Regions from separate parts of the Mus musculus genome. Here regions 2, 3, 4 and 5 are each linked to region 1. Evidence: chromatin loops called from intact Hi-C (ENCODE). Cell type or tissue: heart. All regions are shown on one strand. Region 1 holds the start of Gm10610 (a long non-coding RNA gene). Region 2 has its middle 61 kb from the start of Gm10610. Region 3 overlaps Adamtsl3 (ADAMTS-like 3). Region 4 overlaps Gm29976 (a long non-coding RNA gene). Region 5 overlaps Gm29976 (a long non-coding RNA gene).

The links. A loop is a pair of places that touch in the nucleus more often than their neighbours do. Peaks named below come from ENCODE experiments on the same cell type or tissue, not always from the same donor. Only the 100,000 strongest peaks of a DNase experiment are listed, where the experiment ranks them.
Region 2: a loop joins it to region 1, with 4 times the contacts of the local background. A loop is called at or near these places in 2 of 42 quality-filtered maps.
Region 3: it touches region 1 in a loop (7-fold over the local background); 2 of 42 quality-filtered maps call a loop at or near these places.
Region 4: it touches region 1 in a loop (2.0-fold over the local background); 2 of 42 quality-filtered maps call a loop at or near these places.
Region 5: it touches region 1 in a loop (2.8-fold over the local background); 2 of 42 quality-filtered maps call a loop at or near these places.

The regions. Positions count from the first base shown.
Region 1 is chr7:83,547,351-83,552,350 of GRCm38, forward strand. It overlaps Gm10610 (a long non-coding RNA gene), which reads right to left and starts at 3,244. Exons shown (of 2, transcript XR_140845.5): 1 at 1,383-3,244. In heart, a CTCF peak has its summit at 2,993 (motif pointing left); no DNase peak of the experiment used is centred here; H3K4me3 peaks cover 295 bases; H3K27me3 peaks cover 2,855 bases.
Region 2 is chr7:83,487,465-83,492,464 of GRCm38, forward strand. No RefSeq gene overlaps it. Among named protein-coding and RNA genes, the nearest start is that of Gm10610, 61 kb to the right of the region's middle. In heart, a CTCF peak has its summit at 2,560 (motif pointing left); no DNase peak of the experiment used is centred here.
Region 3 is chr7:82,501,832-82,506,831 of GRCm38, forward strand. All of the region lies in intron 9 of Adamtsl3 (ADAMTS-like 3), which reads left to right. Among named protein-coding and RNA genes, the nearest start is that of Saxo2, 140 kb to the right of the region's middle. In heart, a CTCF peak has its summit at 2,418 (motif pointing right); no DNase peak of the experiment used is centred here.
Region 4 is chr7:83,372,245-83,377,244 of GRCm38, forward strand. The region is part of intron 1 of Gm29976 (a long non-coding RNA gene); the gene reads right to left. Among named protein-coding and RNA genes, the nearest start is that of Gm29976, 8.4 kb to the right of the region's middle. In heart, no CTCF peak of the experiment used is centred here; no DNase peak of the experiment used is centred here.
Region 5 is chr7:83,359,668-83,364,667 of GRCm38, forward strand. The region is part of intron 1 of Gm29976 (a long non-coding RNA gene); the gene reads right to left. Among named protein-coding and RNA genes, the nearest start is that of Gm29976, 21 kb to the right of the region's middle. In heart, no CTCF peak of the experiment used is centred here; no DNase peak of the experiment used is centred here.

The sequences.
Region 1 (5,000 bases):
AGAAGTGGACATTTCTCTTCAAGGCATTCACAACACTATTCTTGTATTTAAAATAACACAGGGTCACTGTGACAGGCTTTGCATAGCCTGAAATGAGGCTGCTCTTCAGGTTAAAAGTGAATGGGAAGCTGGAACTCTGCCCACTATCCATTAAAAGATGGAAAAGGCAATGTGACTAAATGGTTTAAAGACAGTTTGTGGAAGAGGAGAGTTGTTTCCAGATGCCGCCAAATGCAACATGTCCAACGAGTTAGTTGGTTGTCTTTGATCAAAATGTATTCTCTTCATTATTCATCACTGGCCTGGCACAAACCAAAAAGGGTGTGGGGAGTGGATCCAAGTTTAATATGCACCATTTTGAACTTTAGTCAGTGGGTATTTGCTTCTAGGCATTGCTTGGCCAAAGGTTTCCTTTTCCCTCCATGACACATGCCATACAATGGGATCTTATTTAAAAATGGAAAGCTGGTGTTTAATGCTGTGAATGTTAACCTTCATCATCAGCCTGCCTAGATTTGGAATCCCCTAGGAGACACGGCTCTCAGTGTGTCTATGAGAATGATTTTAGAGAGGTTTAACAGGCAAGGGAAGACCCACTCAGAAGGTGGGAGGCACCAACCCCTACCCCAAGGTCCCAAGATGAATATAAAAGTAAATGTGAGCTCATTCGCCTCTCTGTCTCCTGACTGCATGTGGAGTGCCTCATGCCTCTGCTACCATGAAACCTCAATGCCGCAAACTTTCTTAAGTTGCCTTTGCATTGGGATTGCTTTGATTTTGTCATAACAGTGAGAAAAGTGACTAGGACAAATATTCTTGTTTAAAAAACTGCATTTTTTAAGACTCATCTTATTTTTTTTTAATGTATGTCTATGTCAATGTGTCTGTTGGAGTGCCTGCCACATGTGTGCCAGTGCCAGGGAAGCGAGAAGGGGGTGTCAGATTCCTGCAGATGTGCTTTTGCAAAGCCTCAATCTTTCATCTGTAAAGAAAAGCAAAACCTCGTTCATACAAGATGAAGGCATACGTGATGAACCAGGGCAAGGATGAACTGAACGTAAGTATGGGCAAGAGTTGTCAAGTCTGAGCACTTGACTCATCTATTCATTTCTTGAACAACTGTTTAGCAGATTGCTTTTTGTATTCAGCAGGCTCTACTAAGAAGACAACAGTGCATGGGAGCCTTGGCTTTTCAAATGCTCACATTCCAAAGGGAGAGGCAAACGTGAGGAAACCCTGTTATTTGCCAGTCAATAGCAAGCGTTGGAATAAGAGAAACTTAAGCCAGTCTGAGGGTCTCGAGGAAGCTTTGAGAGGTGGGAACAGATGGCTTTTCCCAGTGCACAGGGGTGTTCATTAGAAACCATTTGTAATACACTCACCAGTATAAAGAGGGTCCTTCTGGACTGGTGAGCTGTCTATGCAGTTGCTCACCTCCACATAAAACAGCAGGCACACCCAGCTGCTCCTGGCCCATCCTGGTCGTCAGTTCTCCCAGAAATCAGGCATTCTTGTGAGTGAGCCTTTGCAGCGGGACTCCTGGGCTTCTGAGTTCTTGTTTCATCGTCTGTTTTTAAACACGGTAGAGATGATTATCTTTTCTGTATCTACAATCTCTTGTTTTTTCTTCAGGCACATTTTAGTTATTTATGTTGACTTAATAGTCTCCCATAATAGCTTTGATCCTAAATGTGATGTTTTTAATCAAATTTCATAACCAGAAGGAAATAGAGGGATGGACCAGCAGCCTCTCAGCCACCATTCAGTCATTTGTTCAGTTTTACAAAGCCATTTACAATGTACAGCACACTGTACTCAAAGGTAGAGATGCAGGAGGAGGCAGACCAAAGAGGGTCCTGCTTGCTTCAACAATAGCTGCAGGCAGGGGAGGCAGACAAAGGAGTGTAAAATGAAGTGATTTTATTTTGATAAGTGCTAAATGGAAATCAGTGGAAAAACGTGACAATAGGCGAGAGAAAATCACGTTAGAGAGGATGGTGGGTGAGACCTCACCCAGTGGGTGGCAGTTCAAGCAAAGATGCCTGGAGAGGTGACATGAGATTATCCAGGAAAACAGCACTTGGGGTTCCAACTCGCACCCTGGACTCCCGCCCAGCAGATGTCTCTGTGTTACAGTGCTAAGCCATGATTTAAGGATTAGCAGTGTTGTGGCCATTGTGGATGGGGATGTTGGGACTGGCCCCGGGGCGTGCTGAGGGATACTCACAATGCTTGAGTGAGAAGCTTCTTTAGATCTGTGTCTAAAAGATAAATCCATAACTGGCTGAAGGAGGGGAGGTGAGTATTGGCTGTCAGTTACAACCTTACCCACTCTGCCAGCTGGATGGACCTCTCATTGCTTTCTGTTCATTCGTGTCGAGGATAGTACATCTCTCGTTATATTACAATAGGATGCATTTCACCATGTATTTGGGGACTCCTCTCTCCAACTCTTCGTACTTGGTTTGATAGCTACTATCATTTTTTTCAGCATGGCTTGTTTGTTTCTTTGTTTCTTTTAGGTTTAACAAGAGTCCCTTACAGGAATGCTGTTGTAAATGAGAACGCCAAGGACCCTGTCACCCCTTCAGATTCCTGTTTTCCTGCAGGTATCTGTGTGTATCGGATTGTCCAGCAACAAAAGCTTTAGCGATGGGTTCTGCAGTAGCACATCTGTCTCTCTCTCTCGGCACTTTGTGCTGGAGACAGTCGAAAGGACCACCCTCTTGACTCTCAAATAGCTGTGCACAAATGCAAGACCTGTGAGTTTGCATCACAAAATTCCACCGTCAAGTGTCTCTAACAGCATCTGGACATTTGCAAAGTGTGTAGTCAGGCACTCCTCTTCCTTGAAGGTTAGCTGAGTGACAAGGAGCCATTTCCCTCAGTCAACCTGCCTCTTAGGAACAAGACAAAGGCTCATTGAAAAAAAAAAAAATGCTATTATGGTTTTTATCTCTGTTCTCTGGTGCCATCTGGAGGTTTAATGTTAATTTGCATCCAAGCTTTAGCTATGCACAAATGACTAGGTGTATGCCACAAGAACCTACATATGATTTATAAATTAGAAGTGAAGGGAAACAGAAGACTAACTCGATGTATTAGCTATTTGATCAAATATACATTCTAATACAATACCAAATAGCATTATTAGTCACCTGGGTAAGAGATAAGAAAGAATGGTCGGACACATGTTATCATGTTATCCACATTGAGAAGACCCAGTTGGCAACAGCTTCATTTACTTAGAGTACACTCATGCTTACATTAAACTAGTTCAACTTCAAGTGTTAGAAGGACAATGGAAAATAATTAAAGCCTTTACATTTAAGGATGTTTTTTCTACGACAACTGGTTTGTTTGGATCAAGTACCAGCTCTATTGCTTATAAACACATGATCCTAAAGGAGCTATATAAACCCCTGTTATCTTATCCATTTTTTAGTTTATGAAATGAGCTTCAGAGTGTGTATCCTATAGTATCACTATGACTTGCAGATGACATAACATGTGTAAAAGAACCTGAAGATCGACACTCAACACACTGAGATGTAGGCAGTAGGACAAGATCCTTCCAAGACTTCTACAAGAGCCTGTGAGTTAGAGGGTCTGTGGGCTGGCTATGGGGATAGGCTCCACTGCAGTGGAGAGAATGAGGCCCCTGGAGTAGGCACTCCCCAGAAGGCTTAGGGGTTTACTTGAACACACCGGCTACTCATTGGCTGTCATCAGAACGTGAGGTCAGGCTTGAGTGTTCCCCTTCCACTTTCCTCTCTGCCCCAAGCAATTATGCCAAAGCAGTTCAGATCAGCCTAGTGGTCTTCGACAAAACAATTGCTGAACAACATTGGATCCTCTTGAGGGGCACTGCTGTGTGAGTGAGACTTTGTCCCTGTAGCAAAATGCAGGAGAGAAACAATTTAGAGGAGTACGGAAGATAACTTATGGTTGCGGGGTTTTACTCCATAGTCCTTGACTCTATTGATTCTGAACTATCATGAGCAGAGCATCATGTGTGCAGGAACATGTGCTACTTAGCTTATGGGAAATGAAGAGAGGGAGAGATGCAGGAGGGGCCAAGGCATGCTATCATTCACTAATGGTCTACTTCCTTCAACAAGGGCCCACTTACTTTCTACTACCTTGCCTAATGCCATCACATTACAAATCCATCAAATCCAATCATTCATTAGCTCAGAGATACAACCTCTCTCCGAAGCCCACCAACCATCATTCAACACATAAGCCTGTGGTCTAGTTCACAATCAAAATATGCACCATTCTCTTGCCTTCTAATTTAGTTGGGAACAATATAGAAGCACAGTTATAATTCACGTCTATTGTAAAGAATAGCGTCGTAAATATAAGTAAAAGTTTACCAAATAGGGTAAAACAGTGGGGTATAAGAGAATATAAAACCTCCAGAAATAGAGAAACAGAAAAGAGAGCCACAGTCTCCAGTAAGATGAGCACTGGAGGGGCTGGAGAGACGGCTCAGCGGTTGAGAGTGCTGGCTGCTCTTCCAGAAGACCTGGGTTCAATTTCCAACACCCAAGTAGCAGCTCATCGCTATCTGTAACTCCTGATCCAGGAGATCCAACAATCTCACACAGACATACATGCAGTCAAATCATCAATTTACAGAAAATAAAAATAAATTAATTGAAGTTATCTCTTTTTAAAAAGATGACCACTGAAGAGGAAGGAAGGAAGGCATGGTTACAAAGTATGCTAGAATGGGCAGTTTTCACTTTTCTTCAATGCGTATTAACACAAATGAACTTCTGAAGTAAGGAAGGAAAAGTACATATTGCATTAATGATTGCTGCTCTCAGCACTAGTAGCATGGTGACTGCATCACCGTATAGCATGTAAGGAATCTCCCCATGTGAATGAAACACCACCATAGGCTTTTAATTTCAACAGCTATTGAGTCCATATATAGAAAGCATATAAGAAATACTTAGCACATGGATATTATAGAATATTATGAGAGCCCC
Region 2 (5,000 bases), 60 kb before region 1:
AAAGACCTTAACATCAAGCAAGGATTCTGCCAACAGGTAGCCATCAAATTTAGAATGACACTCTCCCAGATCCCCAGCCCTTGGAGCCATTTTGCAGCCTTCTGCTTCCCCCTGAACACAAGCTAATTTCCTGCCTGATAGATTGACCCAGAAGTTTCTGGAAAAATAACACATTTGCTGTGAAGGATTACGACAATGTATAAAAGCAAGCACACCACACATAGTGTGCTTTAGAATGCATCTGTTACCATTTTGGCAAGCATCCTTTCAGACAGCTCTTAGTGGGGACATATTCTCATTCACACATACATGTAGACAACTTTTATTGCCATTCACAAGTTGCCTGGTGCAGTGAACATCACTTTTTTTTTTGTACAACATGAGTGAAACTTCTGGCTACATGATGATTCTTGCTGTCATATTACATGGTTCCCACAGATGACTAGTTGAATTCCTTTCTGAAATACACAGACTGTTTTTAATTGTATGAATGCATGAGTGTCTGAGTTTGTGTGTGTGGGTGTGTGGTGTATGTATATAGTATACAGATACAGATATACATACATGTGTGTGCATATTCATGTGGAGAGCAGAGGTTGACACTGGTGTCTTCCTCTGTCATTTTTCATCTTATCTTTGGAGGCAGGGACTCTTACTAAACCAAGAGATCAACAATTGACTAGACTGGCTAGCCAGATAGCTCTGGGGATCCTGGGTACCTGCTCCTACCCTCCTCAGCACTAGTGTTACACACGTGCTTGACCACACCCACCTAATATATGGATGCTGAACTCAGGCTCTCATGTTTTTACCACAGACACTCTGCTGACTCAGCCATCTCACTAGTTGCACATATTTCTAGTTTTTAACAAGTGTCAACAATTCTGTGATGGCCTGTGCAGACTTTTCCCAAGGAAAGTCATTGAAGTGGGGAAGTGTGATCACAGATGTAGATATCTTGCAATAAGTTGCATAGTGCTGATTTGCCTGGGGAAAAAAGCTAGGGCATGCAGATTATTTACATATACATAAATGCTACAGAAGAATGCCCACCAGTCATGGTATTTCTAACACTGGAACCCCACGGCAACAATGAGCTGAGTGAAGCCTGAGGGTTGTCCCCACACTGCTGGCATGGGTTGGGAATGTCTTTCTATCCCTCATTGCCACCCTGTTTCTGCCTTTGTCCAAATATACACTGCTTGTCCTGCCCCCATCTGTGGAGTTCATCTGAGCCTATCACCTCTCATTGTCTTGCATTCGGTTTGTCAAAATTATCTCCCCACTTCCGGGCCACTCAGGTCAAAGAGAGTCGTGGGATGTCACCTCAGTCATCAATTGTACCTTCTTACAGCCCTTGGTTTATTCTCCCTAAGTCCCCAAATTCTCTGTTGTTGTTTAACAATATATCTGCCTTGCATATGCTCAGCTTCTGTACCTAAGGATTCAACCAATCACAAATTGGAAATACTTGGAACATATACATGCAATCAAACTTGTTAACAAAGACGTGTTTGTCATCAGCCCCTAAATAATACAGCACAACTGTTTGCATGGAACCTAAGCTGCATTGTGTATTATAGGTCATCTGGAGATGATTGGAAGTATGTGGGGGATTTACATAAGTTCCCTATAAATTCTCTTCCATTTAACAAAGGGACTCAGGTATGCACAAACTTTGGTGTGTACAGAAGTTGTTTAACCAATCTTCCATAAATCAAGAAGTGACTATGTTTCTGTTCTGGATTTCTAATCTTCCTTAAATACCCTGAGGACAGAAACCTGTTTCCTGGGTGTGCACACACCATACCAACTTGTCCTGATGTTGGGGGTACAATATATATTCAATGTCCTTGTCCACAAGGACTCTACAGCCTTCAGCAGCCCTACCAAGGGTGTTCTACAGTCTCAGAATTTGGGAGTTATTATTGGTTGGAGAACATAAAATTCTGGGTGGAGGCAAGCATAGTGAATGTGATCTCAAAGCTATTTGGATTTCCCATTAACCATGAGTACTTCACATCTTCACAGACTCAAGACCCTGGAAATGGGCTGAACTTGATCTTTGGTGTGCCCAGGGAACTAGAACTCTCCCTGGCAATAGTGACCTATGGTGGTTTCTTATGGTTAAACTGCTTACATTCAGCATCTAGGAGTCCTCTATCAATGAGAGCAATCACCAAGCTCAAAGGGTAAAGTGATTCAGACATCTTTGTCCACAGAAAGGAAAAAAAAATAATAATTGTAGGTGACAAAGAAGAAATCACTTTATTTTGCCTTGGAGACATTAAACTGTAGTCAAAGAGCTTTGTTATTTCCCAGTCCACAGTGGCATGAGACCTCTGGAGAAGCCTCGAATGGCATCAGCAATGCCCCTGGACCTGGATCTTGAGACTTAGTGAGCTATGGGTTGGTGGAGACAGCCTGGCATGTTGTGCTGGGATAGGGGCTGATAATGCCTATTGTCCTCTAGCAGGGATGAAGAGAGACCAGAGGTAACAATACACACTGATTTCTGCACACTGGCAGTGACACTGGACTATGTAAATACTGTCCCCTAGTGGGGGGTTATGACAACTCACCCCCAAACCTCAGGCCTCTCAACTTCACAGATTGGAGGGGCTTGTCTAACCTTTCCCTTGTGACACAATTGTGGAAACTGAGGCCAGGTAGAAAAGGTGACTGTCCCAAAGGGTTACACTGCATGATATATTTAGGGGCCAAGCAGAAATCTTAGGTTCTGTCTGGTCATATGTGGCCTCTCTGGTCATAATTATTGAATAGGGTTCTGGGGAAACTACATTTGCTGAGAGCAAAACACTAGAAAAGGCCCAGAGCTAACCCATTAGCATGGTTTTCATTTTCATTGTCTTATTTCTTTAAATTGAAAATAGATTTTTTTCACACAATATATTCTGATATTTAAATGTTTTATTTTTGATAAACATTTTGAGAAAACCTGTTAGTAGATCATTGATTTGTTCTTTATTTGCAGTTCATGTTTAAATATTTCCCAGTTCTACAGAAGTCATGAGCAACTTTTTAAAAATATATATACATGTATGTATGTCTTAAAATATTTTGTTTATAAAAATGTCCTTTTAAAATTAATTTGTTTAGTGTGTGTGTGTGTGCGCGCGCGCGCGTGTGCGTGTGCATATGTGTGTGACATGAGCTCAGGTGTGGAGGTCAGGGGATAACTTACAGCAATCAGTTCTCTCCCTACACTATGAGGGTCCTAGGGACCAAAGGCAAGTCCTCGGGCTTGGCAGCAAGCTCCTTCACCCACCGAGTCAGTCATCTCAGTGTCCCACGAACAAGCGTTCTTTAGATTCTGTCATCTTACGTAATTCCTTTTGTCTTTTTCATTTGTACGTTCTTACATCTAAGAGCTATCAATTGGAAGGTCTTCTTTCTTCTTGTCTTCTTCAGATGGAAACTGTGGGTACCTATTGGGCTGTGGTCCCTTAAGCAGCTCTTGCTTGGCTGCTGCGGCGGCCATGATGGTGCCTGAAAACCGCAAAGCCTTCCGGAAGAGCATCCTCAATTAGCTCCTGCTCCTCTTCCTCTTCTGAGGTGCAACTCCCTCAGCTCCTCCGGCATGGGGGGAGTGGCAATTCTCTCCTGGCATTTCTCTTTGGGACCCAAATCAAACTGGGTCTCAGAATCTCCTGATTTTTGTCATTAGAAAGGACTGAATAAATTTAGGAAACTGGAAGGTTGAGATTCAGTGAACTTAGAATTAGTAGACCTGCAAGTAGTGTCCTCCTTGCTTTCCCTAGGAGGCAAGGCTAGTGATCTGTTCTGGTTAGGGTCACTATTGCTATGATGAAACACAGTGACCAAAAGCAGCTTGGAGAGAAGCAGCTTTGTTTGATTTATTTGGCTTACATGTCCACATCTTAGTCCATCTCTTAAGGAAGTCAGGACAGGAAGTCAAACAGGGCGGGACCCTAGAGATGGGAATTGATCCAGAGGCCATTGAGGAGTGCTAGTTATTGGCTTGCTCACCCTACTTTCTTATAGAACCTAGGACCACAGTGTAAGGATGGCACCATCCACCATGGTCTGAGATAATCACTAAGAAAATGCCTTACAGCCAGATCTTACAGAGGCATTTTTGCATTCTATGTTCTCTTCTTTCAGATGCCTCTAAATCGCATCAAGTTGACATAATCTTAGCCACCAAATGGTCATAATAGCAATTGCTGTCTTTGATGTACTATTTCTAACCCTGTGCTTGATTACTGTAGGACTGTTTCCAGCCCACAGTCACACCTAACAACCCCGGCTCCCTTTCATCTTTTTACTGTGATAGAATCAAGGCTATCTCAAGTCTCACCACTTACCTCTGAGGTCGTGGCATTCACCCTGACTTTACAAGGCACAAAATTACTGCTCAGATATGTGAGAGAGAGACAGCCAGGCCACATCGTTAACACATGGAAGCCTAGAGATTCCAGCCAGGCCTATCTGACCTCACTTCCTCTGCCCTGTGCCTCCTGATGACACAGGACATTGGGGAAATCTCTGAGAGAGTCTTATGGCTTTGATATGGCTTGATTATATCTCCCCAAGGCCTCATGTGCTGGAATCTAATCCCCAATGTAAAGTGTTAAGAGGGTGAAAATTTATCTAACTAAGGCGCTTAGAAAGGAGGCCTTTAGGAAGGAATTACAATTAAGTGAGGTCATTAGGGTGGAGCCTCATGATCAAAAACTAGTAGCTTTATAAGATGGAGAGAAAGAGGATAGGGATGCTATGCTTTCTTTCTTGTCACGAAACATACTGTGCTTGCCTCTAGCCAAAAAAAAAAAAAAAAAAAGGTCCTTGCTTTTCATAACTACTATGAGCTAAATAAATAAATGTTCTCCTTTATGAAGCGATGCAGGGTTATAATTATACATAATGAACTAACACAAAGAGAGAGTCATTCTTTTCCTTCTCTAGACTGAGAAATGGGTGTTCGGAGAAGCTGGGGAATTCAACGCCAGAGGGTC
Region 3 (5,000 bases), 1.0 Mb before region 1:
GATCCTGTTGCTTCTCTGAACCAGATCATGCACACTCGGAAACTGTGGATTTCTTAGTGTGTGGGTACACGTGTGTGCTCATGTGTGCTTGGTGGGTCCACATGTGTGCTCAGGCTTGTGGCAGCCAGAAGTCCATGTCAGCCATTACTCCTTAGGAACTGTCTTTGTGTTTTGAAGACAGTCTCTCATTGCAACCCAGGACTCATTGATTAGGCTAGGCTGACTGTCCTGTGAATCTTGAGATTCTCCTGTCTTGTCTCGGGGGTGGGGGGGCTGGAATCACAAGTGTGTGCCAGTAGCCCCAGTTTTGCTTTAAATTCAGTCACTGGATTTCAGACTCGGGTCCATACATGGCAAGCACTCTACCAACTGAGCTGTCTTCCCAGCCAACAAACCAGTTCTGTGAGTTGTCTGTGTGTGTGTGTGTGTGTGTGTGTGTGTGTGTGTGTGTGTGCATTACTGGAGAGTATGTCAGAGAGGGAAACCACAGTCACCATTGCAGAGGAGACATGTGTTTTGGGAAGTGGCCTTAGGTTCATTTATAATATATGATTCTTAAAATAATTTTAATACTATGTATTCACATATCATTTGCACAAATAAAGATTATTTCCAACCTTCTTACCCAAATATGCACTCACCTTTTAGTAGACTGTCATGACAACATACCCCCCCCACACACACTCTGATTTAGCAATCCCCTGTCTCCTGCCTCTGAATCCTGGCTCTCTCAGACTGAATAAATAAACAGCTCTGGACTTCAGCTTCAGTGTCTGGAAAGCTTTCAGGCTCTGGAGACTGAAGGGGTTGTTTAAAAACATATTTATCAAAGAGGGCGTTACACACAACTAACTGTGTATAAACAGAGTGTCATTTCCATGCCTACAGCCGTGTTCCTCTGTGGCTGCGGTGTGCTCGGTAGAAGAGAATCTGGCAAAGTTGGAGACACTTGAAATGAAGCAAGAGTGACTCTGGGGTTGTTTCTCTCTGACTCAGGAGCTTGTCCAGATTATGTGTGTTTCTAGGAAATATTCTTTTCCATCGGTTATTTCTTTTTTTCTTCCAATTCTGGTTCAGAACATTGTAGTGTTGCCCAGCTGTGCTGTGGCTTGAGGTGAAGGATTCTGCTTACAACCGTCTTTTCTGGGATCACTACACAATCAAGCAACACTCCTTTGCTTAGAGGGAGGGGTAATGCTATGTGGGGTGACTGATGACTACCCCTCCCCCATGTCCCTACACCCCTCTAGTCGCTCTCCACAGAGGACATCTGGAATAAAGATGGCTTCCACCTAAGACTGAGCTCTGTGGCAGCAGGGCCCAGGGGCCACCTACTCTATGCTACTGCCAGCACAGTTATGGGGATACTGGGCTGTGCTTGTCTTCATCATTTATGTCATAGCTTTTATAAAGAGCAGGGCTTTTGGTAAGGGAAATGTTGGAAACTACTGTATTCTTACATTCTTACAGAAAAAAATCTGTTTTCTACTCTTTAAGAAACTTTTTCTTCATAGCTAGGTTGGTCCAGGAAGCCTTGCCTTTTTTCTTTCCGTGGGCTTCTTCTCACTCTATAATCTTGTTCTCCTGAATAATAGTTTCTCATGGTGGCTCCTGCCCCATCTCTGTTGCAATAGGGTGGTTTACCCTGGAGTATGAGGATTTTGCTCCTGCAATATGTGTACCTGGCCACCAGGCACAGTAGAGACTCTTGACCAAATCACTGCTGTTTCAGGCAATTGCTGACTGGTGAGCCAGGGCAATCGCTCTCAACCTTCCTAATGCTGTGACCCCTTAATACATGGCGACGCCCCACCATAAAAGTTTTCTCATTCCTACTTTGTAATTATACTTTTACACTGTTATGAATTGTAATGTAAATGTCTGTGTTTTCTGATGGTCTCAGGCAACCCTGTGAAAGGGGTCACAACACACAGGTTGAGAACTGCTGAGCTATAAGCTGAGCTCACTCAGAGGGAATTTACCTACCCTTGGCATCTTGACCTCTGTGCATAAATGTTTAGGACTATCGAGTCGGAGTATATTTCACTGAGATTACCTTATGAAATAAAATTTAACTACTTTAATGAAGATACGTGTTTCTGTGGTAGAAACCTCTCTGGGAGACATACGGAGAGAAAGGCACATTTGTCTTCTTTGTGGCCTGATGTTTTCCCTCTACAACCGGTTGTTGAGGCAGTCACTTTCATTCAGTTTAGATACTTTATGCTCCCGTGGGCGTATGTTTTCTGGTTGCTTTCCCCTAGCTTTCAAGCATGCAACCTGTCTTCAGGTTTCCCTGACCCAGCTCTGATAGTTTGTATGCCCTCTTCCCAGAGTCTTGCTAGAGAATTATGCTAGCTCCTCTGACTGCCTGGATTCCTTTCTGCTAGAGAACATACCATGGTCTCACCACACGGGGGCAGCAGAAGTGAAAGCCACAAATTCCCAAGTGCTTTAGGAACACAGGCAGGAGGCAGGGATGAGGGATGAGAGTTGGGGAGTGGCTTAGAGTCAGGACCTGCCTAGGGTTCCAGAGGTTGTATTAACAGAGTACGCAGAGATAGAATGTGCGGGAAAGAGAGGGACTCTCTTATCATTCTGGAGGCTTAATATGCAAAACTAAGGTGTTAGCGGGATTGGCTCTGTCTGAGGGCTGTGAGGGAGGACCTGCTTTGCGTCCCTCTCTCCTCCTTTATCATAGCTAAAGAATTCCTATTATCTTCCCTTCGTTCATGTCTGCCTCTGTAGCCAACCCTATTTCCATAAGAACACAAGCATATTGGGCCAGGGCCCAGCCAATTACTTTCATCTCAGCAACATGACATTTGCACAGACCCTGTGTCCAAGTCAGACCATATTCTGATGTTCTGCAGGCTAGGGCTTTAGTGTAGTTTCTTTTTCTTTGTTTGTTTCTATTTTATTTATTTGTTGTTGTTTTTCAAGACAGGGTTTCTCTGTTGTAGCTCTGGCTGTCCTAGAACTTGCTCTGTAGATGAGACTGGCCTCAAACTCACAGAGATCAACCTGCCTGTGCCTCTGCCTGTGCCTGTGCCTTGTGTCTCTGCCTCTACCCCTGCCCCTGCCCCTGCCCCTGCCCCTGTCTCCTGAGTGCTGGAGTTAAAGGCATATGTCAGCACTGCAAGGCCCCAGTGTTGTTTCTTATGGGACACAAGTCAATCCGAAATAGTGGTGACAGGAAAGGAATTTCAGTTTTTCTTCACTGCCCTCCATCCAAATCCCGTCCCCTCTTGAGTGTTTTCTGCTGATCATAAAGGTAGAGCTTTGTGAGAATCTGACATGCTCCTGTAATGTGGCCCCTGAGGGCCATTTCTTCATGCATTTCAAGCAGAGAGTGCTAATTCATTTCTGTAATCAGGCAACTGAGGCAGGAAGATAGCAAATTTGAGGCAAGCCTTGGCTATACAGTGAGATTTTTTTCCCCCAAATTAGTAAATCTGGGGCTAGTAAGATGGCTGGGCAGGTGCTTGCTTGCTACCAAGCCTGACAACCTGAATCCAATCTTTGGAACCTGCCATCTCCTTTGATCTTCACACAAGTGCTGTGGAACGAGTGCACACACACACACACACACACACACACACACACACACACGCACACACACAGAGGAGTAAATAGACAAGTGTCAAATAAATCTGCTTGAAAATCTTCTCATTGATATCAAAACTCATAGCTAAGTAATATATGTAAATATACACAACTATGAATGTTTTATATTAATAATTTTAGAAATTATTTCAAAGTGGCCAAGTCAGTAGCTGAACTTGAGTTTATTTCCCTAAAAAGCATGGGACACACTGCTGTAAGTGATCCTGAACCTTGCTCCCTTGTCATTCTCTATGTACTTGATTGTTGAAGTTGTCAGAGGTCATGTCTGCCCCTGGGGACTTGTTCAGGTGAGCGAGTGGCCAGGCTATTGTCGACAGAAGTACAGAGAGAACGCATTAACATTAGAACCATGACTGCTAAAGGTTATTGTTATTAATTTTTGTTAGTTTACTTTGAGCTTTTGTCTTTATAGTTAGGATTGATGGAGAGAGATGGTTCTAAATGGATTTAATTCTCAGAGCATTTCAGCATCAGAGCCAAAGACCATAGCTCTTCCTCTGTGGAATGATGAGAACACATCTTCTGCAGGTTAGGCTTAGATGTGAGCTGTGCAGAGCCTGTTCCCTATGCCTCTATGGGTGTAGGAAGGAGTTTTACAGAGGGTCAGATGGGAGGGGTGGACAGGGAGATTGTGATAACAAGCAGATGACAAGGAGAACCAATGGTGGGAAAAGGACTTTTACTATATTTCCCATGTAGAACCTCAAAATGAAAATGTTCATTTGGGTGGCTGCCTCCATCAGCACCAACCTGGGACTGCCACATCAGAACAAGACATCAGCTCATGAAGTGTTCAGTCTCAGACAGAGCCCAGGTAGAGCCCTGAGTCTCAGTTCACGGTGCTTTGGACAATGTCTAGAAAACGTCTACCCCACCATCCCCTCTTGAGTGTTTGCTGCTGATCATAAAGGCACTCAGCTCCACTAATGTCCAAGTCTTTTCTGTGGCATTTGCAGATTTCTTCTGCATCCCTTCCCAGGTACCTTAACCTATATCTGCAGCATGTATATCACTTCCCAGGTACCTTAACCTATATCTGCAGCATGTATATCCCCTCCCAGGTACCTTAACCTATATCTGAAGCATGTATATCCCCTCCCAGGCACCTTAACCTATATCTGCAGCATGTATATACCTTCCCAGGCACCTTAACCTATATCTGCAGCATGTATAGCCCTTCCCAGGTACCTTAACCTATATCTGCAGCATGTATATCCCTTCCCAGGCACCTTAACCTATATCTGCAGCATGTATATCCCTTCCCAGGCACCTTAACCTATATCTGCAGCATGTATATCCCTTCCCAGGCACCTTAACCTATATCTGCAGCATGTATAGCCCTTCCCAGGTACCTTAACTTATATCTGCAGCAT
Region 4 (5,000 bases), 180 kb before region 1:
AGTTGATGCATTGTGAGCAATAGCTGAAGTTTCTTAGGGAAGAAATAGTTCTGTCTTTAGACTGCAGCAGAGAATTCTGCCTGGGCTTCCATCCTTCTCCATTGTTTGTGGGATGGAAGACTTGCTATCCCAACAATGGGCTCCCTCCCTCCCTCCCTCCCTCCCTCCCTCCCTCTTTCCCTCCCTCCCTCCCTCCCTCCCTCCCTCCCTCCCTCTAGCACTCTTGCCCTCCCTCTTTCTGTCCTCTATCTGAGCCCTGCACTTTTGTTTATTGCTTATTGGCATGAACTGCTTCCCAGCATGGCTGATGAAAAAAGTGCATACCCTTATACTTAAGCAGAGTGCTTACTGGTGACCTTCCATGCTCCTATAAAGGCCCCCCTTTTTATCAAGGGACTCTCTGAGTTGAGAGGGTTGCCCCAACTTTGCTTCTATATGAACCACTTGTTGCAGTGACCAAATATAAGAAACAGTTTAAGGGAGAGGTGGGTTGATTTGGGCTCCTGGTATGAGGCATGGAGCTTCTCTTAACTGGACTGTAGTGGCAGCAGCGTAAGGTGGCTTGCTCACAGGAAGTGAAGTCCTGAGCCTCGGTGACTGCTTCCTCTCACAAGACCCTGTGACCACTTCCTCAGGTAAGTCCCTACCTCTTAAAGATGCTGCAGCCTTAAAACAGTGCCACTAGCTGGGGGCTGAGTGTCCAAGCACATGAGCCTCTGGGGGACATTTCACACTCAAACCATAACCACTTAAAGAAAAATCATATCTTTCTCCACCTGCTCAGTCTTCTTCTCTTACAGTTCCTGTTATATTTTTGATGGGATGGTTCCAAGTCAATTCAAGTCAATCTAGACTTGCGGGCTGAGCTGATGTGGAACTTTTCAACTGCTGGTGGTGAGAGAGATGTAGATGGTGGAGATATGCTGAAGTTCACTGCCAGATCCTTGTGGGAACAGGTCAAAGTTTTCAGAGTGGATCCAAGGGAGGACACAGACAGGCATGGAGCCATCCAGGAGTTCAGGAGCCACCTGAGATCTTCTGCTCTTTTTCTCTCCATCTTCATTTTTGTCTTAGACATCTATCTTTTTATCATTCTCCTCAATTCTGAGAGTATTCTTATTTTCTCTCTTTTTAAAATTTTATTATATTTTTAATTCATTTTTACACTCCATATTCCATTCCCTGTCCCCCATCCACCCTCTGACTGCTCCATGTCCCACAACTCCTACCTACCCCACCCCATCTCCACTCCACATGGATGCTCCCAGCCCCCACCCCACCTGACCTCTAGACTCCCTGGTGCCTCCAGTCCCTTGAGGGTCAGATGCATCATCTCTGAATGAACATAGACCCAGAAGTCTTCTACTGTATGTGTGTTGGGGGGCTCCATATCAGCTGGTGTATGCTGTCTGTTTGGTGGTCCAGTGTTTGAAATATCTCAGCGGTCCAGATTAATTAAGACTACAGGGTAGCTCTTTTCCTCAGCTTCTTTCAGCCTTCCCTAATTCAACAACAGGGGTCAGTTGCTTCTGTCCATTGGTTGGGTACACATATCTGCATCTGACTCTTTCAGTTGCTTGTTGGGTCTTTTGGAGGGCAGTCATGATAGATCCCTTTTTGTGAGCATTCCATAGCTTCAGTAATAGTGTCAGGACTTAGGACCTCTCCTTGAGCTGGATCCTACTTTGGGCCTGTCACTGGACCTTCTTTTCCTCAGGCTCCTCTCTATTTCCATCCCTGTAAAATTCTTTCAGACAGGAACAATTATGGGTCAGAGGTGGGAATGTCGGATGGGAACCCCATCTCTCACTTGATGTCCTGCCTTCCAGCTGGAGGTGAGCTCTATAAGTTCCCTATCCCTACTGTCAGGCATTTCATCTAAGGTCCCTTCCTTTGGTTCTGGGAGTCTCTCACCTCCCAGGTCTCTGGTGCATTCTGTGTGTGTGTGGGGGGGGGTCCCCCAAACCTCCATTTCCTCCAATGCCTGTTTCATTCTTTCTGCTGGCCCTCAGGGCTTCAGTCCTTTTCCCTCACCCAATACGAGATTCCATCTTACACCAATCAGAATGGCTAAGATCAAAACGTCAGTTGACAACACATGTTGGAGAGGATGTGGAGAAAGAACACTCCTCCATTGCTGGTGGGATTGCAAACTGGTACAACCACTCTGGAAATCAATCTGGAGGTTCCTCAGAAAATTAGAAATAGATCTACCTGAAGACCCAGCTATACCTCTCTTGGGAATATATCCAAAAGATGCCCCATCATGTCACAGGGCAAGTGTTCCACTATGTTCATAGTGGCCTTATTTGTGATAGCCAATAGCTGGAAACAACCTAGATGCCCCACAACAGAAGAATGGATACAGAAAATGTGGTTCAGGTACACAATGGAATACTACTCAGCTATTTAGAACGAGGACACCTGAGTTTTGCAGGCAAATGGATGAAACTAGAAAATATCATCCTGAGTGAGGTAACGCAGACCCAAAAGGACATGCATGGTAAGTACTCACTAATAAGTGGATATTAGCCCCCCCCCCAAAATAGTAATACAGAATACACAAGATACAGTCCACAGAGCTCAAAAAGCTCAACAAGCTGAAGTGTCCAAGTGAGGACACCTCAGTCCCACTTGGGAGAGAGAAGAAAGCAACCACAAGTGGGGAGGGAGGGAGGGGCCTAGGAGGGAAAGTGGAGAGTATTCTTAAAATGGTTTCCTGCTTGATCGACTTAGTCTTTAACTTTCATCCAGTCTACTGTTCTTGCTTAAGTATTTATTTGAAGCATTTAAGTATTTATTCAATTTCAAATTTCTCACAGACACATCTTTTAATTTAATTGACATTTCAAAAAATATGTCTGCTTCCTACAATAAATAACATCATGGACCAAATTTGTATACATATTCATGGCAACTACACACACATTCTCTCCTTTCTCAACCATTGGACATTTTTATAAAAATATGTGGGCTCTTTTCCATGTTTAGTTATTCCATGTATCTTTTAGTGATACACAATAAATGTAAGCCAGAGAACAGCAGGGCTCACTGTACACTCCTTGCTCTTGAAACACTGTTGTTCACACAATCAGAATTAATGGTGGATGCACTGAGGAGGGAGAGGAAGGCAGGTCTCTGAGTTTGAGACTATCTTAGGCTGCATAGTAAGTTCCAGGACAGCTAGTTCCAGAAAAAATTGGTAGCTGTGAAATTTAGGCCGCTGTCCTTGCAAACACATACATTTCTCAATTATATGTAACTTTTTCTGCACCAAACAAAGCTTTTAAAATCATTTTACCAGGATAATACCACTGTTTATAATTTGGAAGCAAAGCCAGATTTCTCTTGTAAATAAATTCTCAAAGTTAAATTCTCAAAATGTCACATGTGAAATATTTTATATTTTACCCCCAGTATTTTAAAGGTTATCTTTGTTTGGTTCTGAACTGTAGGACAAGGGACTGAGGTGCATATTTTACATATGAAAGCTGATCTGACCTCTAGGTTCTCCCAATATTTCTCAGTCTAACCTGTTATAGGGCATCCCTGGCATAGCTTACCTTCAGTCCTAAACTTTCAGTTGAGGGGCTGAGCTGCCCTTCCCCCAGAGACTCTTCCCTATATAATCCAGACAGTTTAGTCTCTCACCCTTTTCTTCTCCCCCATCTCCCATTCTCTCTCACTCCTTCTCTCTTTCTCTTCCCCCTCCCTCACTTCTTTCCACATAATGACTTTCTGGATTTCATCCTTGGTGCCTGTACTGGCTGGTTTTGTGTATCAACTTGACACAGGCTGGAGTTATCACAGAGAAAAGAGCTTCAGTTGGGGAAGTGCCTCCATGAGATCCAGCTGTGGGGTACTTTCTTAATTAGTGATCAAGGGGGTGGGCCCCTTGTGGGTGGTACCATCTCTGGGCTGGTAGTCTTGTGTTCTATAAGAAAGCAAGCTGAGAAAGCCAGGGGAAGCAAGCCAGTAAATAACATCCCTCCATGGCCTCTGCATCAGCTCCAGCTTCCTGACTTGCTTGAGTTCCAGTCCTAATTTCCTTTGGTGATGAACAGCAATGTGGAAGTGTAAGCCAAATAAACCCTTTCCTCCCCAATTTGCTTCTTGGTCATGATGTTTGTCCAAGAATAGAAACTGACTAAGACATGCCTGTGAACTCGCCTGATAGCAGCTTCCCAATAAACCTGCATTTAATACCATCTAATCTGGTTTGAATTGGCTCATTTCATTGGCAGAGGAATAACCTATCAGTCTTGGCTTTCGTATATTTCAATGGGTTGTGTTTGTTCTCAGTCGATGTCCTTTGATTGCTGGAGTTATGTTTCTGTTACTGAGTTATCAAGTCTATCTTCCTCACTCATTTTATTTTAAAAGAGGGAAAATTTGTCCTTATTCGTCTTCACATTAATTTTTTTAACGCAGACACGGGAATTCCTCTTTCAAGACAAAAAGTGTATGAATTTTGATTAAATATACATTAGAGATTTGGTTTTTTCACAAGACATTGAATCAACAAAGCAATAGTTAATGCATTTTATAGAGAAAAGGGTGGGACTCCCAAACAATTCCCATTCACCTTTAATGGAGATGTCACCTGAAAAGCGTTTTCAAAGAATCAAGAGTTCAAAATAAGCATCTGTGCATTTTTGTCTCAATAGTCCCTGGGATGTGGCCCTTAGATATTGAATTTGATATGTTAATCATAACATTGTCTAGGACCACTATTATTTGGCCAAATGGAATTTAAAATTTCTTTGTGAGGGTGTTAATGGATGCAATTTACATTTGAACAGATGGGAATTGTTTAACTGGTTGCCCTACAGGTTGCCCTCAAAGTAAGTCTCACCTAACCCTTTCAGTAGCAATGAAGGCTGACACTGAAGGAGAGCAAGGAGACTTAAGTGCTAGTAGCTTACCTCTCAACTTGAACTTTAGTTTAGATTCTGCTCTTGTCTCTGGCCTGCCTACCCATCCCAAAGAGGCTTGACAGC
Region 5 (5,000 bases), 190 kb before region 1:
TCGTGGCACCTGTGTATATGTGGCATACGTTCACAAAGACAAGCAAAAATTAAAATAAAAGGCAAATCTAAAACATTATCTCACAATGCATTCTACAGTAAACATAAGACATGAAACTACAAAGTTCCTAAAAAGGTGACATAGGAGAAGGCTGCAGGCTGGAGCTCAGTGGCAGAGGGCTTGCCTAGCATGCACAGGGTTTTAAGTTCACTATTCAGTTCTGCCAGTAAAAATAAAGTAAGAGAAAATGTAAATGACCTTGGGTTTGGCAAAGACTTTTTCGAAAGGACACCAAAAGCACAATCCATGACAGAAAGAATTAATAAGCAGGACTTCATTAAAATTAAAAACCTCTGCTCTGTGAAAGACAAAGTCGAGAGAGTGAAAAAGACAAGTGCAGCCTGGGAAAGAGTATTTGCAAAGGACGTCTGATAGAACGCTATTATCTAAAATATACAAAGAAGGCTAAAAAGTCAACAATAAAAGATAAACAATCTGATTAAAATGGGTGGAACCTATGACAGATAACTCATCAAAAAAGACATTAAAATGGTAAATAGCCATTTGGGAAGGTGTTCTATTTCACATGTCATTGGGAATCACAAACTAAAGCGGCAGCGACATGCACTACAGGCCAATGAGATCAGCGTAGACTCCAAATGCTGGTAAGGATACAAAGGAATAGGTTTATTCTTGTCTGGTGGGAATCCAAGACAGAACAGCCACTCTCAAAGTCAGTTGGACACTCTGTTACAGAACTAAACAAAGTCATAGAGTTTTCTCTAACAATAGCATGTGTTAGTATTTGCCCTAAAGGGATGAAAATTCATATCCATATGAGAATTTTCACATGGACATTTATGGCAACACTGCTCATTGTTTCCCAGACTGGGAACCAATCCAGGTGCTCTCCAAGAGGAGGATTGGTGCATATACTGTGGTGCATCCAGACAATGGAACATCACTATATACTAGGAAGAAATGAGCCATTGAGTCGTGAGAAGATATGGAGGAGACTTAAAGCGTCTTAGTAGGTGGTTGAAGTGAGCTGAAAAGGCGTTGTGCTGTATGTCTCCGATCATTTCATATTCTGGAAAAGGAAAAAGTATGGATAAATAGAAGAGATCAGAGTTTAAGAAGGAGCAGAGATGAGCAAGTGGGACTCACGGAGAATATCAGAGCAGTGAAGCTATCATGTGTGATACAACAATGTTGGGAACATGCCATTACACATTTATGAAAACACATAGACTGTGATTATGATGTGTCAATGCAGGCTCATCCAGTGTAACAAAAGTGCCACTGCTTCATCAAATGAGCTAGCAGACCATGCAGCAAGTGGATACATACAGGAGTTATATGGAAACTTCCTGAACTTTCTGATCAATTTGGGCATGAAATTAAAATCTGCACAAGTAAAGAATGTCTACTGAACAACAGTTATGGCAATGCCCCCCAAATGATCAGAGATGATTAAAATTAGTAGCTCCATAGAAGATCTCAGACCAAACACCCATTAATTTGGGGTTAAAATTTCTTCTCCATCCTTTCTCTCTGCCTCAGAACTTGGGTCATTCTTGAGAAGAAAAGGACTTTTCAAAGGACTGTGCAGTTACCTGGGAGACTCAATCTCTAACCAGAGGTGACCTGGCATGAACAGTGTCAGCTTTTCTCGATTCAGCAGTGCTGGGGGCCCAAGAAGAGTTCGGTTTCTAGATAAATAGTATGCATCTGGGTCCATTTCCTCTGCATGCCCAGAGCTGCTTAAACAGGCTTCTGTAAGGTGCATGCACAAGTTGATCTTTAAAAGAAAAAGAATCCTGGAAAGATTGTATCAGGCTTATCTCCCTCTCAGCAACTAGCACTTATGAAGCTGCACATGACAAGTGGCCCCACTTGATACCTTGATACCAAGTGGACACACTAATACCTACCTCTCACAGGCAGATGGCATTGTTCCCAACTCTAAAGGGTAAGTTCACCACTTTCCTGTTGAATGGCCACACAATGCATAAGGAGCCTCATAAGAAAGGCTACCCAAATTCAAATGCCACCAAGACTTGACATCAAGAGACACAGATGTCCCCTGATGTGTGAGCTCAGAGCTAGAGAATTCCAGGGCAGGGACAGGACATTGTCAAACTCACTCCTCTGAGAGATCACAGAGCAGATGGAAAGCAGTGAATTGAAACCTACTTCCTTCTTCCTGTCCCTAGAAACTGGAAGGTACTGTGTCAGGCCCCAGTCTTCCTGCCTCTGTTTGTGCTCAAGCCAGATGCATGCAAGGCAGCTTCAGGAGGCTGCTCTTTGTTTGGACCACAGAAAGATTTTTAGATTAGATTTGAGTAAGCCAGAGCAGGCAGGTGGCTGGTGTCTTTGAGATGCAGAAATTGCTCTTGTTGCTCCTCTGTGGCTTCACCATTCAGATACTGACAAAGGGAAAGAGGAGGGGAACTCAGGAAAACTTAGAGTATCACTGGGCAAATTGAACAGGCTTGGCAAAGTGGTCACAAGGGATTAAAAGCCCTCACTTTCTCTGGGGTGCCTCTTCAATCTTCTCACCTGACAAAAACCTGGTCACTCAGATTATACCTCTAAGAGCAGGGCCAGAGGTGACAAAGGCAAGGGCTGATTAGAGATAGTAGGAAATACAAGACCAGGCTTGCACACTGCTGAAGCAAACACCTTTTTGCAACATCAGTATATGTCTGCTAGGTACAGATGTTACTAATGGACACAGTGTCATCTTATATTGTGACTGGAGATGACTGGATCATGGTTGGAACTGGAGAGAGTGACAGACTGAGCAAAGTAATATGGGATGATGGATACTACTGATTGCTCACTTGACAGAATCTAGACTCCCCCAGGAAACAGAGCTCCAGGCATGCTCATGAGAGGTCATCCAGAAGCTTAGCCAGGGTGAGAAGACTCACCTTAACTGTGGACAGTGCCATCCCATAGGCTGGGCACCTGCACTGGATACGAGCCAGCTCTGCGCTTCCTGTGGACACTATGTGACCAGCTGTCTCAAGCTCCTGCTGCTATGCCTTTCCCCCAAGATTCCTTTGAACTATGAGCCCAAATAAATCTTTCCTTCCCTAAGATGTTTTGATCAAGTGTTTTGTCTCAGTAAGAAGATAAGTAATGGATACATATGGCATCTTGTCAAATGCAATGAGGAAAGCGCAAACCCTCTAGGTGAGAGCACAGTGCAATTAAGACAGGGGTAATAGGGAGCTGGAGAGATGGCTCAGCGGTTAAGAGCACTGACTGCTCTTCCAGAGGTCCTGAGTTCAATTCCCAGCAACTACATGGTGGCTCACAACAATCTATAATGGGATCTGATGCCCTCTCCTGGTGTGTCTGAAGATAGCAACAGTGTACTCATACACATAAAATAAATAAATCTTAAGAAGAAAGAAGGAAAGAAAGGAAAGAAAGAAGGAAAGAAAGGAAAGAAAGGAAAGAAAGGAAGGAAAGAAAGAAAGGAAGGAAGAAAGAGAGAGAGAGAGTAGTAGTGATAGATGCTGAGCACAAACAGTTCTCTGCTCTTTCCCTTCCCTAGGCTTGGAGATCATCTCAGAAGTTGTCATGGATGGGTCCTAAGAGTTAGGGTCGTCAGACATCTTCAGCAAACAAGTGTTTGTCAGGCATGATAGCACCACTGCATGTAGGAACTCACAGCAGCTGGGACTGCTTAACCAAGCCCTGTACAAGATCATGCTGGCCGGAACCTCAGCAGACATGAGGACAACCTCATGAAGTTCTCTCCACATGAATGAGCTATTGGCAACTGATAACTGCTGGGGGTTGGAGCCATCACTTTTCCAGTTTCCTTCTGGAATCCAGCCCCTAGGTACCTTCCCATGACCCACTAGCATGACTCTACATCCATACTCACACAGAAAACACTGTGTAGGCTCAGTGGGTTTGAAGAGGAAAGGAGCACATAAAATTGGGAGATGGGAGGGGAATGTGGTAGGAGGAAGAAGGGAGGAATCCGAGGTGTGTGTATTAAATTCTCAAAGGACAGACACTCACCACTGAAACATTTCTTGGGATATAAAGATAGAATAAGATTGGGTGAAGAAATGAAGTGTGTAGTAGCACAGAGGGATGAAGGGACCAGTTAAAGTCTAACCATTTACCATGAGGGTGAATAAATGCTCAGAAGGGAGCATAGATGAAAAACAGTGTTAGCAGTTGTGACGGGCAGATCCTACGCCCTGGCTGGCCTGGTAAGCTGGGCTTGAGCATCTGTCCTCAACAGTTAAAGAAGCAACAATTAAAAGCAGATGAAAGAGGTGTTTTCCATGGGGCCTCACTGCAAAGAGGGACAAGTCAAATCCATCAAAGTTTATCTTTGGAGTCCTGACATGAGATTTAGGTTTAAAGAAGTAGACACAACTAAGCAGCCCTAGTGAAGGTGTCGTTGCAAGCACTATCATTGTCAGAATGCTGTGAAATGTCCTTCCCTGGGAAAAACCTAACCACTAGGCAAAGTTTAACTGTCATTTATACCTACTGGGAGAGGGAAAATTGAATCGACCACACCAGGGCAGTCCTTGCATGAATGAGCAGTTGTCTAACTTATAATGGATTCCCTAGTTGATGTGTTTGTGTGTGCATGCACATATGCATGTGTGTGCATGTGTGCATGCATATGTGTGTGTATGTGTGTGCATTTGTGTGTGTTTGTGTGTGAGTGAGTGCATGTGTACTTTTATTTGGTTACAGTTTTTCCTTTTTTCTTTTTGGTCATTGTTTTATTTCTTTATGATTTTGGATGGTTTTGTTGTGGTATTAGGTTTTAGTTTGTATTTTGAGAAAGAACTTAAAGTTGGCCAGGTAGGTAGGAGGAGATGATCTGGAAACTCTTGGAGAAGGGGAAAATATGATCAAAATAGATTTAAATTTAAAGATTTTTAGGTAACAAATATGATCATGATGATAAAGAAATGATCAGAAAATGGTGTTAGAAGTTGGTCAAGTAGATG